Regions from separate parts of the Mus musculus genome. Here region 2 is linked to region 1. The links are chromatin loops, found by intact Hi-C in ENCODE. Cell type or tissue: heart. All regions are shown on one strand.

Region 1 (8,000 bases):
CCAAGTCTGTAAATATCTACTTAAGTCCCTGCTTTCAATTATGTTGGGTACACATCCAGAGGTGGGATTTCTGGGTCATGTGGTAATGCAGCATTTATTTTTGTTTGACTTTTGTGTTATAGCCAGAATTACAATTCCTACTTTTATTAGTTACAGCACTGGGGACGGAACTCAGGGCCTTACACATGCTGGGCAATTGCTCTACTACCAAGCCACACCTCCAGCAGCATTCTTTATGTTTAAAGGGAAGACTGAGGGTGAAGGTGGCCCATTTTACCTGCAAAGAAACTGGCTACCTAATCAATAGCATAAATCACTCCTCCTGAGTCACCAGATAAGCCAAATACAGTGTAAAGTATCCTTACCGATGACCATCTCTCTCTCTGTAGAGTCTCTGCATGCTTTAGAATCTCAGGAAGCCATTATGAGAAATGATTCAGTCCTAGGGTCTCTGCTCATTGAATATGAATATAGTAAAATTATTCTTTCCTGTGTGGTACTCCTCCCTTTGAAACTTCTGTTGTGTTGGTTGTGTTGATAAAAATGTAGTTACCATAGTAAGAGCCATGCTGTCTTTTTTTTTAAGGAAGGGTCCATTTCTCTGATCTCATTGCTCTTCATGGCATCACTGATAGGATCAGTCAAAGCCATGATGATACACTTTGTAGATAAAAAACAGAACTCAGAGTGTTGGGGTTGGGATGCCTGTCCTGAAACTTCCACCTATTCCTCTGAATACAATATCCATCCTATGTGGTTAGGTCAGTGATAGTGGGACTATTTTGGCCAGTGAGGTCATTGCCACAAGCCTTATAAAAAGGAGTGTCCCGTTAGTGGTTCCTGGCCTAAGAACCGTAGGAACAAGGGAAGGATGGAGGAACGTGTTGGTGGATCTAGACTATCTGGTTTGCATTTGAAACTCAAAGGGATAATTACTATTTCTCATACCTGTAGTTTCTGATTTATCACCAGAGGCTGTGGTGAAATCCCCTAGAGGAGGACTTCAGGGTTAGTGGAAACTGAAGCACCTTTTTCATGAACACTGGATGAACCAAGAATTAACTATAGTGATGATTGCCTGTCTGGATGGTTAATGGGGAGACAGTACACAATGGTCCAAAGTTGACAGAATCAAAGGCAGCAGAAGATATCAGAATTAATCCCTAGATACTTTGGTTGGTGGGTGCTCTTAAGTCTCAAAGTTACTTTGCCTCCTGGGCCTGGGATACCTGCTAGACCAATGGCCAGCGGATCCCATGTGGCCTTGTAAGAAGAAAGTCAGATGAAGACTCAAAGCCTTGAGCATTATGGTGTCTGCCAAGATGTTCTAAGCTCCATGGATGTAGCTGAGTTCCACATTTGTCCTGGACCAATAGCCTTTCTCTGGATTGATGCCAAGTTCTGGGAGAAGGGCCTGGACACCAAGTTGACCTCACAGGCAACTTTTACACTACTGTCAGCATTTTCATACACATTCTTATGAGCTGTGTGCCTAACTAGCCTTCAGCTCCCAGAGACAGGTGTGGTAACAGAAGGGCTGTGGAGAGGTTTTCCACCTTGATTTCACCACTAGACCTGACTGCAGCATGAGCAAGCTGTGTAACACTCTGTGCCTTCATCAAACTAAACTGTGGGAAAATTCAGCTCAGTCATTAAAGACATCACCAAAGGAATGCATTTGGGTTGATGAATGAGGCACTTTCTGCTTTCCAGGCAACAGGAGAAGAATAGAGATGACAACTAAGTTCCTATCACAGTCTCAGGAAAACATGCCCAGGCTCTGAATGAAGAAATAGCTCCTCTTAGGCCTTTAGTCTCTCCTGGTTTTAGCCCCCAAGTGCCTCTGTGATAGTCTGCAGGAGCACAAAACATTTTGCAGAGAATGGGGAGCTGGCACCAGGCTGCATCCCATTTGTGTTAGAGACTGGCTTTGGTTCCCAGCAATGGCACTCGCACACTGGGTGAAATGGCCAGCTCATGATGAGGCCCCATGTATTCCCACTTTCTCACCTCCATTTGTAAAAGTATATATCCAGCTCACTTTGTCCCTCCAGTCTAAAATTTATAAGCAATGAAGCATTCCCTTTGATCTGTCACTGAACAGAGGAATATCAGAAGTCACCTGCAGTGCACAGTGGACAATTGCCATCCAGACTCATGAGATGGAGCCTGTCTCTTTTTCTCCAGAACAATAGAATGTAGCCACCCATCATACAGCCTCCTGCTGGGGTAGAGCCTGCATCCCTTTCTCTTTAATAATAGAATGGATCCAATTTGCCTGAAACAGAATTGTCTGTTTCCAGCTTGCGGAAGCTGCTCCTGTCAAGGGGTTTGACCATCCTGTTGGAGAAGGGAGTCTGGTGAGTCAGGGGTCAAGCTAGCAACCAAAGGGGACTCTGGGCATTAGTGAAGCTGCCACCAAACCCAGTGGATCCCACAAAGCAATCTCTGTGCGCCAGCCACGTGTCCCAACAGCAGCCCCACTGCAGGCTTCAGGCTTCGGAGCAGCTGATGCTAATCATGCATGTTGGACTACTTACGGATTTCTCCAGTGCTGGGGGCTGGTGGAAACCCACATGCGAGCACATGTAGGGAGAAGGATGCTTGTCCTGTGTCCTTTCTAGTCCAATGAAGGGATAAACTAGCAAATAATTAAATGTGCATTTTTCTGTTTGCTTTAACAAATTTAAGAAAGCCAGATGTAGTGGTTTAACGCAATTAGCTTTCAGTTTGGTAGGTCAGAGGACCAAAACAGGCCTCAATGGGCTGAAGTCAGAGCATTGGAAGGGGGGTTGCTTCCTTAGGAAGTTTCAAGGGGACATGTTCTCATCCTCTCCAGCTCCTGAGAATCCCTGCATCCTTGATGCATGACCCTTCTTCTACTTCTGGGGGCCATCAGGTGTCTGACCTTCAGATCTCTTTCTGCCCTTCCCCAGCATCCTCTTTCACTCAGGGGGCCACTGCCAGCCTCACTGATGCAGCCCAGGATAACCACTTATAAAGTCTCTTGTGTTGTGTGAGGAAAGCATGTTTATCAGCCAAGAGTGTGTAGATTTTGGATGTGGTCTTCAGGGCCACGGAAGAACTACTGTGCTTGGATTCTTCATAAACTGGTTGTTCTTGTCTGACCTGCTCCCTCCTTTAAGATACTGCATCTGTCCCAAAGTGACCTTGACCCAGTGACAGGTTGAAATGTGGTATAAAAGCTCTGGCACAATGCCAGTCAACTCCAAAGAATCACTTCAGCCCAGAAGTCCCTGCAGAGCTGCATGTGAATTCTGTCTGCCTGCACCCTGGGCTTACTGGACATAGTAGGTTTGGGTGATTTTTGGTACACAGAGTTGACCCCTTCTGCCTTCACTCTACCACGTTCTGTTCTAAATTCAGTATAGTTCTCACCCTTCAGTCCTGGACAGCGGCCTTATGGATTACTCAGAGCTTCCTGGGTGCTGAGGAAGTGGGCCTGAGCACAGAGTGAGAGAAAGGCCAGGGGCAGAGTCTCTGAGGACATTTGTGCAGAGAAACCTGCTTGGTCTCTGCTGGTAATGGGCCAGAGATGCTCTGGCCTCCCATCTCCCATTTCCTGCCTCATCTGGTCCAGTACTGAGTGGTACAATGTCCTTGACCAGTTTCCTTTTGGAGCCCTGGCACTTTTCAGCAAGAGTAGTGGAGATAATGGCAGCCAACCCTGGTCACATTTGCTGCAAACAAGACCTGGCTTTATTATGTATTTTTATTTTTGCTTAGAGTTAATGTTTTGGTTTTTAGTTTTTACTAAACTCAAATCAGTTCCCCAGGATACGTTCCCCAGCCCCACCCAAACCTCAGATTCCTTCCTCTGGGCCTGATCTTTGTCCCAGTCCTTAGTGGAACAGGAGTTTGCCTTGCCAAAAGGTCTCCAGCTTTGGGCCAGGCAGCCTTGCAATGCTCCACCTTCCCCGAAGGACCCCCTAACTTCTCAAGGGGTTATCAGGATCTTTCCTAGACAATTGCCAGGGTCTTCAGAGAGAGAACCTTCTGAGAATTTTTTTTTTTTTTTGCCAAAGTCTTATAAAGCCCATGCTCATGCTGGAGTTGATGCATGTTCATTTTCTTACCTAGGTTGTTCTTATTGATTGACTTCTGCATTCGACTCTTCAGGCCATATGGAATACACACACACACACACACACACACACACACACACACACACACACACACTACACCATACACTTTGAAGTATCATTTTGGATGATTCTCTAGCCAGTGCTCTCCAACTCATTTGTTTTCCAATTCATTCATTTATGGTTTTTAACATTTCTCCTGCCGTCATGATGTTATATCCCCAGCAGCGAAGTACATGCACTTGGATTGCTTTTTCCTGGCCAAGCTGTCTGTGCAAAGAGCCATCAAAAACATGCTGGGCCCAGGAGGGGCTGGGACCTTGGCCAAGGAGCCCCTCATGGTAGGGCAAGCAGGTCCCAAGGAAAACCACTGGACTCAGCCAGCCAGATTTCAGTGAGATGACACATGTCATTCAGCAGTCCTGACGGAACATCTATGGGGAATCCCAGATCCTCTGCATGCGGGTAGGTGTATAACAGGATGCAGAAATAGGTTTCTTAGGACAAAAGGCAGCCTGTAGACAAGGAGGGGTGGCAGTGGGGGCTCCAAAGAAAACTCCAGTCATGAAGACCAAATACCTTCCCATTATGGTGGTTACTATGGGGGTTGGGGACAGAACAGAACAAAAATGACATGTGACCAGGAGGATATGATGAAGCCAGAGTCCTTATGTCTTGCTGATGGAAATGAAGCAACCATCATAGGTGGACAGTATGGCAGTTCCACAAAAATGAAGCACAGAGTCACCACACTATCTAGCACTTCCACTGGATTTGTCCCAAGTAGTTAGAAGTGAACATGTTAGGAGAACTTGATACCCATATTCATAGTAGCATTGCTAACAACAGCCATAGAGTAAGACCAACCCAAGAGTCTATAACCCGTGAAGAGTTAAGCCAAAAGGTGGTTCATAAATGCTTGTTCTTAAAAACAAAGGAATCCTGATACACAGTTCAACAAGGCATTATGCTGTTGGGAATAAATCAGTCCCAGAAGGTCTGTCAGCCCATTGCTCTGCTGCAGCTAGAATAGTCAAATTTATTGAGACTAGGGTGGAACAGTAGAGTCCAGAGACTAGGCCAGGAGCAAAATTGGTTATGTTGCCAGCACAACATCATGCATGTATTTAAATAAATGGTACACTTTAAACGGATACAAACAAAAGAATGCATTAAGAGAGAGAAGAGGTCAAGTAAAACTATGTCTCCAACAGACCCAAAGACTCATCCCCTGGAAAGGAAGAGACCATTGCAAAATCAAGCCATCTGGATGGAAGGCATATTGCAGCACAACAAGGCCAACCGGGTGCTAATGCACACAGGAAGCCGTGCTAGGCATCCTTAAAACTCTTGGGGTACATGTTCCCATTGAGTGGCCTTCTGTGAGGGAAGCATCAAAGAACAGGAAGAAGTGCGATGAAATCTAGCCCAGCAAATCAAAACTACTCTGAAGTCACCCCCAACATCCCAAAGGCCAGAGAAAAAAGCAGAGGCATCCACTAAAGAAATCCACACCAAGTAGCCAGCAGCCAAGTAGCAAGACCTCTACTGAAGGAAGTGCATGAGACAGAGGGAGTTAACTAGATGTTCTTCAGTTGAGGGATGGATAGTAAAAATGTGTTACGTATATATGGTGGAATTCTATTAGGCTGTAAAACAATGAGAATCATGAAATTTGCAGGTAAATGGGTGTCACTGGAAAATATTGTATCAGAGAAGGTAACCCAGTGCCAAAAGAACAAACAATGCCGCATGCTCTCTAGTTTTTTGTTTGTTTCTTTGTTGTTTGTTGTTTTTGTTTTTTGTTTGTTTGTTTATTTGATCCTAGCTCCAAAGAAGATAACTTGAAAAAACATACATGGTCCAGGGAAGTAGAAAGGAGCTGTCCTGGAAGGTGGGAGAAGGCACTCTATAGAGAAGGACAGGACACAGGTGCTGTGGAGGAAGGAGGGGACAGGTTGGGGTAATAGGGAGGGAGAGGAGAGTGGGGGGGGGATAACACTAAGGATGTTTGAAAACCCATAGCGAGACACACGCGCGTGCGCACACACACACACACACACCCCTCCTTGAACAGTTGTTTAGGGAGGGTTCTAGAGACTCCGCAGATAAACCAGGCTATTGCCAATGGCCCTGGTGGCTTCCCAGAAATGAAAGGTGAGACCTTATTGCTGAAGATGCCACACGCTTTGCACACAGGATCTGGAGGAATGAAGCTGGAACCGACCTAGAAGTCTCCTCTCTGAGGACTAGCTCTCATGGAATCCAAAGATGCTACACAAGTCAACAAGCAATCAAAGCATCTTTACAGTTCTACCCAGCAAAAGCCTATGAGCAACAACAGTGACCAGGCCCATGAGAAAGTCACAAAGGTGCAACAGTGACACTCTAATCTTGGGGTAATCAACAGCTATTTGATTGGACTTAAGCTCCACTCAACAGGGAGCAATTCATGGCTAACACGATAAACCTAGCCAACCACCCATGGCTGGAGAGGTCACAGATGTGAGAAGAGAACCTACTACTGCCATTTTCCTAACCTAGTATAGTGTCTAACTGTATTCCAAGTACTTATCACTATACCCATGGGTAAGTGTAGCCCTCACCCCTCCTCAACGAGGCGTCCTTTGGCAGCTGACAGAGAGGCTACCATGGAAATCCATAAAAGAATAACTGATTGGGGGATGCCCAACCCCAGGTGGTACATCTGTGATGCAACTCTCATAACTGAGGCTTAATAAAAGAGGTGGAAACTAAGAGTGAGAAGACTAGGGTGTCTGCTGTTAGACAGTGACTTGTAGACCTGACTGAGATGCTCCACACATGAAATCTCAATGATGTGCATGTCTAAACCAGACGTGCATAATGTCAACACCACTTGGTGTGCCAATATAGATACGAGAGAGCTCACAAGACCCAATTCCTAGATCAAGAGCTATAGGCAACCAATGACTGGTTAAAAGGAGAACCGGTCTTCTCCAAGGAAAAGCTTCCTGATAGGTCACCCAATCAAGTGGCCATCCTAAAATCCTGTACATAAGAGAAGAACTAACTGGGCTTAATAAGTGTGTATATGTGTGTGTGTACGTTGTGTGTAATAGGAACAATTATAGATGTCATGATTTAAGAGGAAGGGCACTGAAGAAGTTGGAGGGGAAGCAGTGAAGATGGAAATGAAGAATGTAAATGATGGATGAAATTCTCAAAAATTCTAAATTAAAAAAGTATACGAGTATGATACGGGCTAGACAGATTGTGTGTATATATTTAGGAATACTTAAGAAGGGAATGGGAAAATGGTGTAATTATATTTTAATTTCAAATTAAAAATATGACTAGAGTACATATACATTTCAAATGAAGAAAGAGATATTTTTCCACCTGAACTTCTGTGCAGATAAAATAATCAAGATTTTTTTTTCATGCAAAAAATATAAATTTTGGGAGCAAATATATCCACAGTTAAGTTCCTATTCAGCCATATTTGTAGGGGAATTCATGGGACAAATCATAATGTTAAGCTGAATGAGCCAGACTCAGGAAAACAAATAACACATGTTTTTGCTTATATGTAAAATCTGGATTAAAGAAGCAAACAGATCCAGTTAAAGGGAGAGTATTTGGAGAGAGTGAAGAGGTCAGGGGAGGGAGATGAGAGAGGGCGATATGATCAAAGGACATGATAGAAATGTTTGAAAACATCTCAGTGAAGTCCATTATTTTGCTCAAGTAACATATACAAAGAAAAACAAAAAAAAGGAAAAATTACATTTAAATAATATTCAAAATAAACCATTGAGACTGTTGACATGGAAGGGCTTACACTCAAACCCAAGAGTCCGCAGTGGTTTGCAAATGTGCTGTGGGGAAGCAGCTGTCTCTCACCTGCTTCAGCCT
Region 2 (8,000 bases), 62 kb before region 1:
AGTATGTATTTCAAGAAGAGAGCCAACAGGACAGTTATGAAATAGCCATTTAGAATGAACTTTCTTGAGCTAAAGAAAGACTTAACTTTTCTAAATAACAGAATTAGAGGGTTTTTTTTTTGTTTTTTGTTTTTAAACACCTGGGCTTATATACTAAGTTGCTTTGATTTCAAGACCAAAACAAAACAACAACAAACTCTCCAAAAAACCCCAAACAAAAAACCAAACCAAACTGTACTGGCTAGTTTTGTGTCAACTTGACACAGGCTGGAGTTATTACAGAGAAAGGAGCTTCAGTTGGGGAAATGCCTCCATGAGATCCAGCTGTAAGGCATTTTCTGAATTTGTGACCAAGGGGGGAGGTCCCCTTGTGGGTGGTGCCATCTCTGGGCTGGTACTCTTGGTTCTATAAGAGAGCAGGCTGAGCAAGCCAGGGGAAGCAAGCCAGTAAAGAACATCCCTCCATGGCCTCTGCATCAGCTCCTGCTTCCTAACCTGTTTGAATTCCAGTCCTGACTTTCTTTGGTGTTGAACAGCAGTATGGAATTGTAAGCTGAATAAACCCTTTCCTCCCCAACTTGCTTCTTGGTCATGATGTTTGTGCAGGAATAGAAACCCTGACTAATACACAAACCAAACCAAGCAAGCAAGCAAGCAAACAAACAAAAAACCCCAAATTCAATGAGGAGCAAAGCAGATGACATTTGACTCCAACTTTGCCTTTGAAACAGAAAGCTGACATTAACCAATCAGTCTCTGCAGAATCAAGATGAAGCAAAGAACTGTAGGTCATATGAGGCCACCAGGCTAAAGGAGAGATGTTTAGGCCAGTTAAAGGGAAGGTACTCAGGCCAGGTTAAAGGGGAGGTGTCCAGGCAAATCTGGGGGTATGTTACTCTACAAAAGCTGCTGTTGAAAATGAAAATGAGTCTTACTCCAGCACCTGCACGGGTGTCTTTTGGCTACATTGCAGCAGGCAGTAGACGTTTGTATACGTACTCTCAAAACTATATACCCTACATGAGTGCCTGGAAAAACTAGCCTTACTTGAGTTAGATAAGCCAATTGAGTGAGGCATCAAAACACCAAACTCAAGAGTGGCGGATTCATGGTCTAATGAAAAACAAACAACTCCTTCCCCCAAAACGAAACAAAAAGTCATGAAACAAAATTAATTCTCAATATTATATTAAAACATAATAAAATGCCTAAATTTTTGAAACTGATCTCATGCTTTAAAATCATTAAATTAATAATAATAACTGTACTTCAAATACCACCACCAGCAAAAACTGAGGATTAAGTGGCCAGAGAACAAGGCAGCACAGAATATTCTTTATAATTTAGAGAAAACGGTCAATTGACATCACTTTATTTTGATAATAAGAATTAGATGAAATGGATTTGAATGCATATCCATTAAGCATCATTAATAAAAGAATAAAAAAAGTAGATATAATTTTCAAAATCACAAAGGAAAAGTCAGAATGAAAAAAAAACCTGGCATATGAAAAGGTCTATTAGAAAGGAAAATAAAATAGCAGAAATAAAACCAAGTATATGAATCCTGTTACGAAAATGATTATGATGAATTTTCATCTTGAATCAGAGAATTTATATTAGGTTAAAAAAATCTAATAATTGCATTAGTGTGCCTAGTCAATCCAAAAATACTAAGATAAGGCAATAGGAAAAGATACAGTGGGTGAATTCAAATACTAGGAGAGCAACAGCCGGGCCCTGAACAGGGGACAGAATGGGACTCATGGTTGACTTAGTCAATATAGTAACCATGTTAATTTATTTAGCTAACAAAAGGATCACCAATGGCACTGTAACTTTGCATTCTTCACTGGTGAGTATAAAGAATTGAGTGTAGTTAATCAGAGTTTAGAAAACATGAGAAAGGACTGATACTATAGTGAGGGTGACAGATCAGGTGGACAGAAATAGTAGGTTCAAACAGCATCAGCCACTTGTATAGCCCGGATGGGGAATACACAGCTTCTCTACATCCTCATGGAGCCACATCCTCACGGAGCCACATCCTCACGGAGCCATGTCCTCAGGACATGAATTCCCCCGAGTAACTACACTCCCACCAGTGCCCAGCTTTGGCTCACAAAGACCAGCCAGTGCTTTTGCAAGGTCCTTGGGTGAGGGCTATTGTCATAGGATATTAATGGAGTCTGTGATGAGCATGTCACACGATATGAGGCTGTCAGCATGCACTCAAAAGAGAAGCAGAGAAGCCGGGGACTAGTCACGAGTGCAACTCAACCCCTATACACCCGTTCTTCCGTAGCCATGGGGTTCCCCAGCACTGATGCAATCAAATGGAGTTAGTGTCGCCAATAAGTAGCGTCTCCAGTTTGAGCAGAGCATTGGTTTCCATAGATTCTCACTCCCTCTTGGGTTCCAGGCATGTGGATGTGTTTCTGAATGCTGCTGCCATGGTGTGTGTGTGTGTGTGTGTGTGTGTGTGTGTGTGTGTGTGTGTGCCACTCTCAAAGGCCCCTGTTTAGACGAAGGGATCTTCATTGTAAGTCCTAAACAGTCTTGCAAACACACCCTTGTCATCTAGGCAGGTGCTGGTACTCAGCAGTGAGACCTTTGCAAAGTGATGTCTCACAGCCACAAAGGAGCTAGCTCAAGGGAACGTAAACACCCAACATGCAGTGTGTTGTCAATTAGATTTAGCTTTTTCTAGAGTGCTTTTTTTTTTAATGCAACGTATGGGGTGCACACCTATGAAATAAAAATCGACTTGGCTTAGCAGCAAGCTTAGAATATGATTTCAGGAGTGAGGTGCACTCAAAATGTGACCTGCACGATGTGGTCCCCAGCCCCTTTTTGATACGTGGAAAATGTAAAGATAGACTGCTTTGTAAGCTGCCCATGTAGCATCTTGACAATTACTGGGACTGTGTCTTAAGGGAGCTGGCCTGTCCTCATCTACTTAGTTGAGTCTGACCAGGAAGACTGAGGACCAAAGGTACCTGCAGTTGTTCGAGCCCCACTTGTCACCTGCTATTGAGAGTGACCTTCACCTCTGCCCTGCCTCTCCCCTGGAGAGGCTTGTCTGGATTGACATATGCACACAATCTCATTGTTAGCTCTGTTTGATTTAAATTCATATTGGCTATTTGCAACCATATGATTTCATTCCACACAGCAGTGAAACTTTTTTCTCCAAATATGGACTCCCTGAGTGGTAATGAATAGAGTGGCCTGGGCAGAGGAAACGCAGCCTCCTCCCCGGGTTATTCCAGGGGAAGCCTGGAAGGAAGCAAGCCTTGCTATTTCAGGAAAGCTGATGGGTGCTGCAGCCCAGGCTGCACTGCAGGGCTGGGGCTGGGCGGCAGCTGTGCTCCATCTCAGCTTCAATAGACGGGAGCTGCCAGGTTTACATTGTTTAAACACTTAACTAAATTAGCCATGAAAAGAAGGATGGGAGGAGCCCGGGTTTGTGAGGGAATTCAAGCCTTTCTCTGGCTTCACACATTTAACCACACATACACAGCATGGGATTGCTGGTGGCCAGAATATCTAATTAATATGAGCTCTGGGTTCACAGAGAGATGCTGCCTGAAAGAATAAGGCAGAAAGTAATAGAGTGGGACATCCAATGCCCTGGCCTGGCCCCTGTGTGTGCCTATAGGTATGTGCCTATAGGCGAGCATGCATGCACACACTCACATACACACCACCCATACCACACACACACACTCACACACACACACACTCACATCATGCCCCCAACCCCCAAACACACCCTTACACCCTCTCACCCCCCCACACACACAAGAGAGAGAGAGAGAGAGAGAGAGAGAGAGAGAGACAGATTTTTTTTCAAAAAATTTCCAGATGAAATCTGTAAGACATGGTGTGCACCTTATAGCAAGCTGAAAAGAAAAAACCCAATAATAATAACAAAGATGGCTGCTTCTGGAAGCTGTACCTTCTGGTGACAGGCCAAGGCTCTAGGGATCTGGGCTCACAGGCTGAGCCGAGTGCTGGTGCCACACTTCAGCTCATCAGTGAGGGCTAGCCTGGGCAGCTCACCAATGAGGGCTAGCCTGGGCAGTGAGTTGGAAGCCTAAGGATGAGAAAGCAGGGACTCCAACACGGTGGATAAAAACACTCAAATGAAGGTCGAAGCTGGTGGGTTGAGTGCTCTGAAACACTGAAGGCTCTGACCTGCTTACTGGATTTTTGGTTTACCTACAGCTATCCAGAAGACAATTGATGTAAGAAGGCCAAGTGCGGGCTTTCTCAGTTAAGATTGTGTCTAGTGGATGTCCATGGAGCTCTGTTGTTGAACTTACAGTCTATCATATGTTAATCAAAAGGTTGACTGGAACCACTGGCATATTTATCTGTCATCGATTGACTTCAACCAGGAAGCATGGGGGCAAAAGGTCCTACAGTGGCTGCAGGGCCACTTAAAATATGAAGCTATATGTGAAATGACAGAGTCAGGAGTGGACATAAACTTCAACATGGTAAACTGAGTAAAGGGGAAAAGGCGCTGCTTCCAAGAGTATGGAATGTATGTGTGGAAGAGTCTAAAGTTCAAGTCCACACATACATTCCATGAGAAAAGTATGTATGGGAGACCCGTGTCCAGTAGAGGCAGCATGCAAGAACATGGTGTGGCTGAAGCAAAGTGACTGATGGTCAGGAAGGGCCAGGGCGGGCTCCCTGGAGCAGCGCCAGCAGAAGTTGATCCGGCTCCCTCCAGTCCAGGGTAGTAAGCCCTGTGCCACTGCTAGACCAGCCCTGGGCCATTCATTGCTAGACCCTCCCTGGGCCGTTGTGAGACATGCCCTGGGCCATTGGGAAACATGTCCTGGCCCATGGATGAGGCGTTTCTGGTACCGTGAGTGGCAAATAGATAAGTCCCTCCCACAGAACTCAGGGAAGGGCCTGATCTGTTCAGTCCTCTTTCAGAAACACAAAAACCGCTTCCTCTGAATCACGACACGATCCTAGGTGGGAAACTTTCAACCTTCAGCCTGGGAGTCTTTCTAGGGACTGAATCTTGCTGAGGTGATGAGGGCATTTTCCGGCTCCAGTCTGTCGGCTCCCGTCTTCTGTGCTGAGGCCGGCCTCTTGGGACCTGACACCTGGACAGGTGTGCAGGATCCATGGTCCACGCCCAGAGCATCAGCCTTGCGGATGTGTGCTCTCAGCTCCAGATTTGGAGGCCCCACGGCACTTGTTTTGGGGGTGGCAATGGAATCGTGTTAGCACTTCTAGGGCTTAGGCTGGGGAGACTTGCAGAGCTGTGTAGTCTCTGCTTGTTTCTCAGTGAGAAGCTAGGCTAAACCCCGTACTAGATGTAGATAGTGGAAACCCAGTGTGAAACGGATTTTCTAGGTTGCAGGATTATGCATCCGTGTTTCCCGGGGTTTCTATGGAAAGATATTTGATATTATTTGCTACTCTATTAAAGGGGCTGGAGAGATGATTCGGTGGTTAAGAGGATTGGTTGCTCTTCTGGAGTACCTGGGTTTGATTCTCAGCACCCACATGGTAGCTCACAACCACCTGTAACTCCAGTTCTAGGGGATCCATCACTTTCTTCTGGCCTCTATGGGTACTGTAGAGGGTGGTTCTGATGTTTTGATTTATTTGGAAATCTAAAGGTCCTTGCCTTCAATTGGTTTCTCCATCTATCAATAAAGTTGCCAGTAGCCAATGACTGAACATGGGGCGGAACACTGAGAATTGCAAAGATAGGAGCAGTGAGTAGGTCTAGGATGCAGTGAGAATCTGGAGGACTGAGGGAGACCGTGTGTGCGTGTGTGTGCGTGTGTGTGTTTCTATTATTGGATCTGAGTTATCTCTTGGGCAGTGAGTGCACACTACTCACCAGGAACTTAAAGCTGTGTAGACAACTGTGGAACATTTAATAATGTAGGCAAAACACTCATACATATAAGATAAAAATGCAGAAAATGTAAACATCATTTAAAAACAGCACTAGGTAGACACATTGTTATACTTTGAATTGTGGGTCCTACAAAGGTCCATGTATTTAAGGTGTGCACCACAGACCGAGACACTGCGCAGAAGGAGTAGAAACGGGAGGGGGTAGAGCCTAGTGGCGAGAATTTACGTCACTGAGGTGTGCCCTTGAAGGAGACATTGGCAGACCTCTCCCCCTCCATCCCTTGGCTTCTTAGGTGCCACATGCAGATCTCTTCTGTCACTTGCTCCTGTCAGTCTGATGTCACAGGCCTAAAGCAGCAGAGCCATGTGACGAGGCACTGAAACATCTGAAGAAAATACACCTTTCCTCCCATAGGCTGACAGTCCTAGGTAGTTTGTTCCAGTAACGGAAAGATGACTGACACATGGGGCGAGGTCACTGCCAGGAGGAGTCAGTTTTGATGTCACACATGCATGGTGCTGCCCTGTGGGGGCTGAGACCCCACTGTTCATTGCAGTCAGAGCACTGAGATTCTCTGTGCTTTAGCTTCTCTGGTGTCAAGTTGACTTTGTATCTTCTCCAATTCTGGATCTTTAGACCATGGACAACCCACCTACTTGATGTCTTTCCTAGAAAGCAAATCAGTCCTAAGGGTCCAACAGTGGCCCTAACAACTAGATTAGGAAGTAGACGCCTGTTTGGTTCTTGTTCACACTCACGAAGCTAGATCTTTGTCCCACTCTGAGCCACCCTTGTCTCTCCTCTCATATGACTTTGTGGGAGAGTATTTCGAAGGAGCAGAACAGATAGACCTGGCCAGCTGAGGGTCCAGATCTACCATGTTCTCAGGCAATTATATGCACATCACAAATCCATCCACACTCTATGGGGCAAGCCCAGGAGTAGAGCAGGAGACCCTGGTGTAAAGAGATGCACTTCAGAGATTTGGGAATGGAGGCAGGGTTAGAGCACTTGCCCTGCTGTAAAATGCCATGGGCTGGTTCATTTATAAAGAATCGGATTATTGTTCTCACATAGAGGCTGGGAGCCCATGATCAAGGCCCTGACACTGGTCCCTGGGGAGTACTGCTGAGCATTCTGCTTCTCAAATGCCCCTTGGATACTGTGTCCTTAAATGGGAGAAGGTAAAAGCTACAGAAGTATAACAACAATTTTGGAGTTTTGGTTTCTTTGAAAAAACACAGAAGTATTATAAAAATATATTTTTGTTCTAATCCCAGGTGTGCAATATGGGGCTGCTTCAGATTGTCTACAGCAGCGGACTGATTTATCTAATGTTCTAGCAGGGGAGTAATTTTGCCAGCTGCAGATAGTTTCTGCGATTGTGTGATGTTTGAAATTCTGGGGACTTAGAGAGTATATAAATGCTAGGGCCCCAAGAGGTGGGGAGGAAGGTTGTTGTGGATTGTCATTGGTTGTTGTGGGTCATGGTTTGTGAGTAGTCAAGTGCAAAGGAGAAGAAATTAGATATCCTGATGACAAAGATCAAACTTGCCCCAAGGAACTTGAACCCCTAATCAGCAGGAAGCAGTCTAAGGATAATACTGCCTCCTTTCCTTTTCTCTCTCCTGTCTTGTGTTAGAAGGTTGGAAGGGTTGAAGAAAGAAGAGCCCACAAAGCAGTCAAGGTCTGGCTCTACAGCAGGGCTCCCTTAGTCCTGGAGCTCTTAAAAAGCTGCTGTTTTCATCCATGCAGGCAGCGCCCTTAAGACTTGAGGTCTCCTGCTGACCTCACCTCTGAGTTTTGGCCCTAGACAGTCGGTTAAACCCTTAACACCCAATGTAATGTATTTGGAGATGAGGCCTTGGGGGTGTGATGTGATTTAAGGGTCACAGGTGTTTGGCTTCCATTGATTCATGCCTGTGAGAGCAGGCACCCTCACTTTCTCTATCACGTGAACATGTAGGGAGGAGGTGGTGAACGAAGGCAAGGAGAAAGGACTCACCAGGAACCGACCTGGCTGGGACCTTGACCTTGGATCTCCAGGCTCAGAACTGTGAGAAACAAACTTCTGTAGTTTAAGCTATATTTCTAAAGTATC

The links. Hi-C counts contacts between places; a loop is a spot of excess contacts. Peaks named below come from ENCODE experiments on the same cell type or tissue, not always from the same donor. Only the 100,000 strongest peaks of a DNase experiment are listed, where the experiment ranks them.
Region 2: it touches region 1 in a loop (3-fold over the local background); 2 of 42 quality-filtered maps call a loop at or near these places.

Annotation. Positions count from the first base shown.
Region 1 is chr6:117,485,785-117,493,784 of GRCm38, reverse strand. No RefSeq gene overlaps it. Among named protein-coding and RNA genes, the nearest start is that of 6820426E19Rik, 5.4 kb to the left of the region's middle. In heart, no CTCF peak of the experiment used is centred here; DNase peaks (open chromatin) are centred at 3,534 and 3,824; H3K27me3 peaks cover 656 bases.
Region 2 is chr6:117,547,868-117,555,867 of GRCm38, reverse strand. No RefSeq gene overlaps it. Among named protein-coding and RNA genes, the nearest start is that of Gm9946, 7.8 kb to the left of the region's middle. In heart, a CTCF peak has its summit at 3,350; a DNase peak (open chromatin) is centred at 3,317; H3K27ac peaks cover 1,122 bases.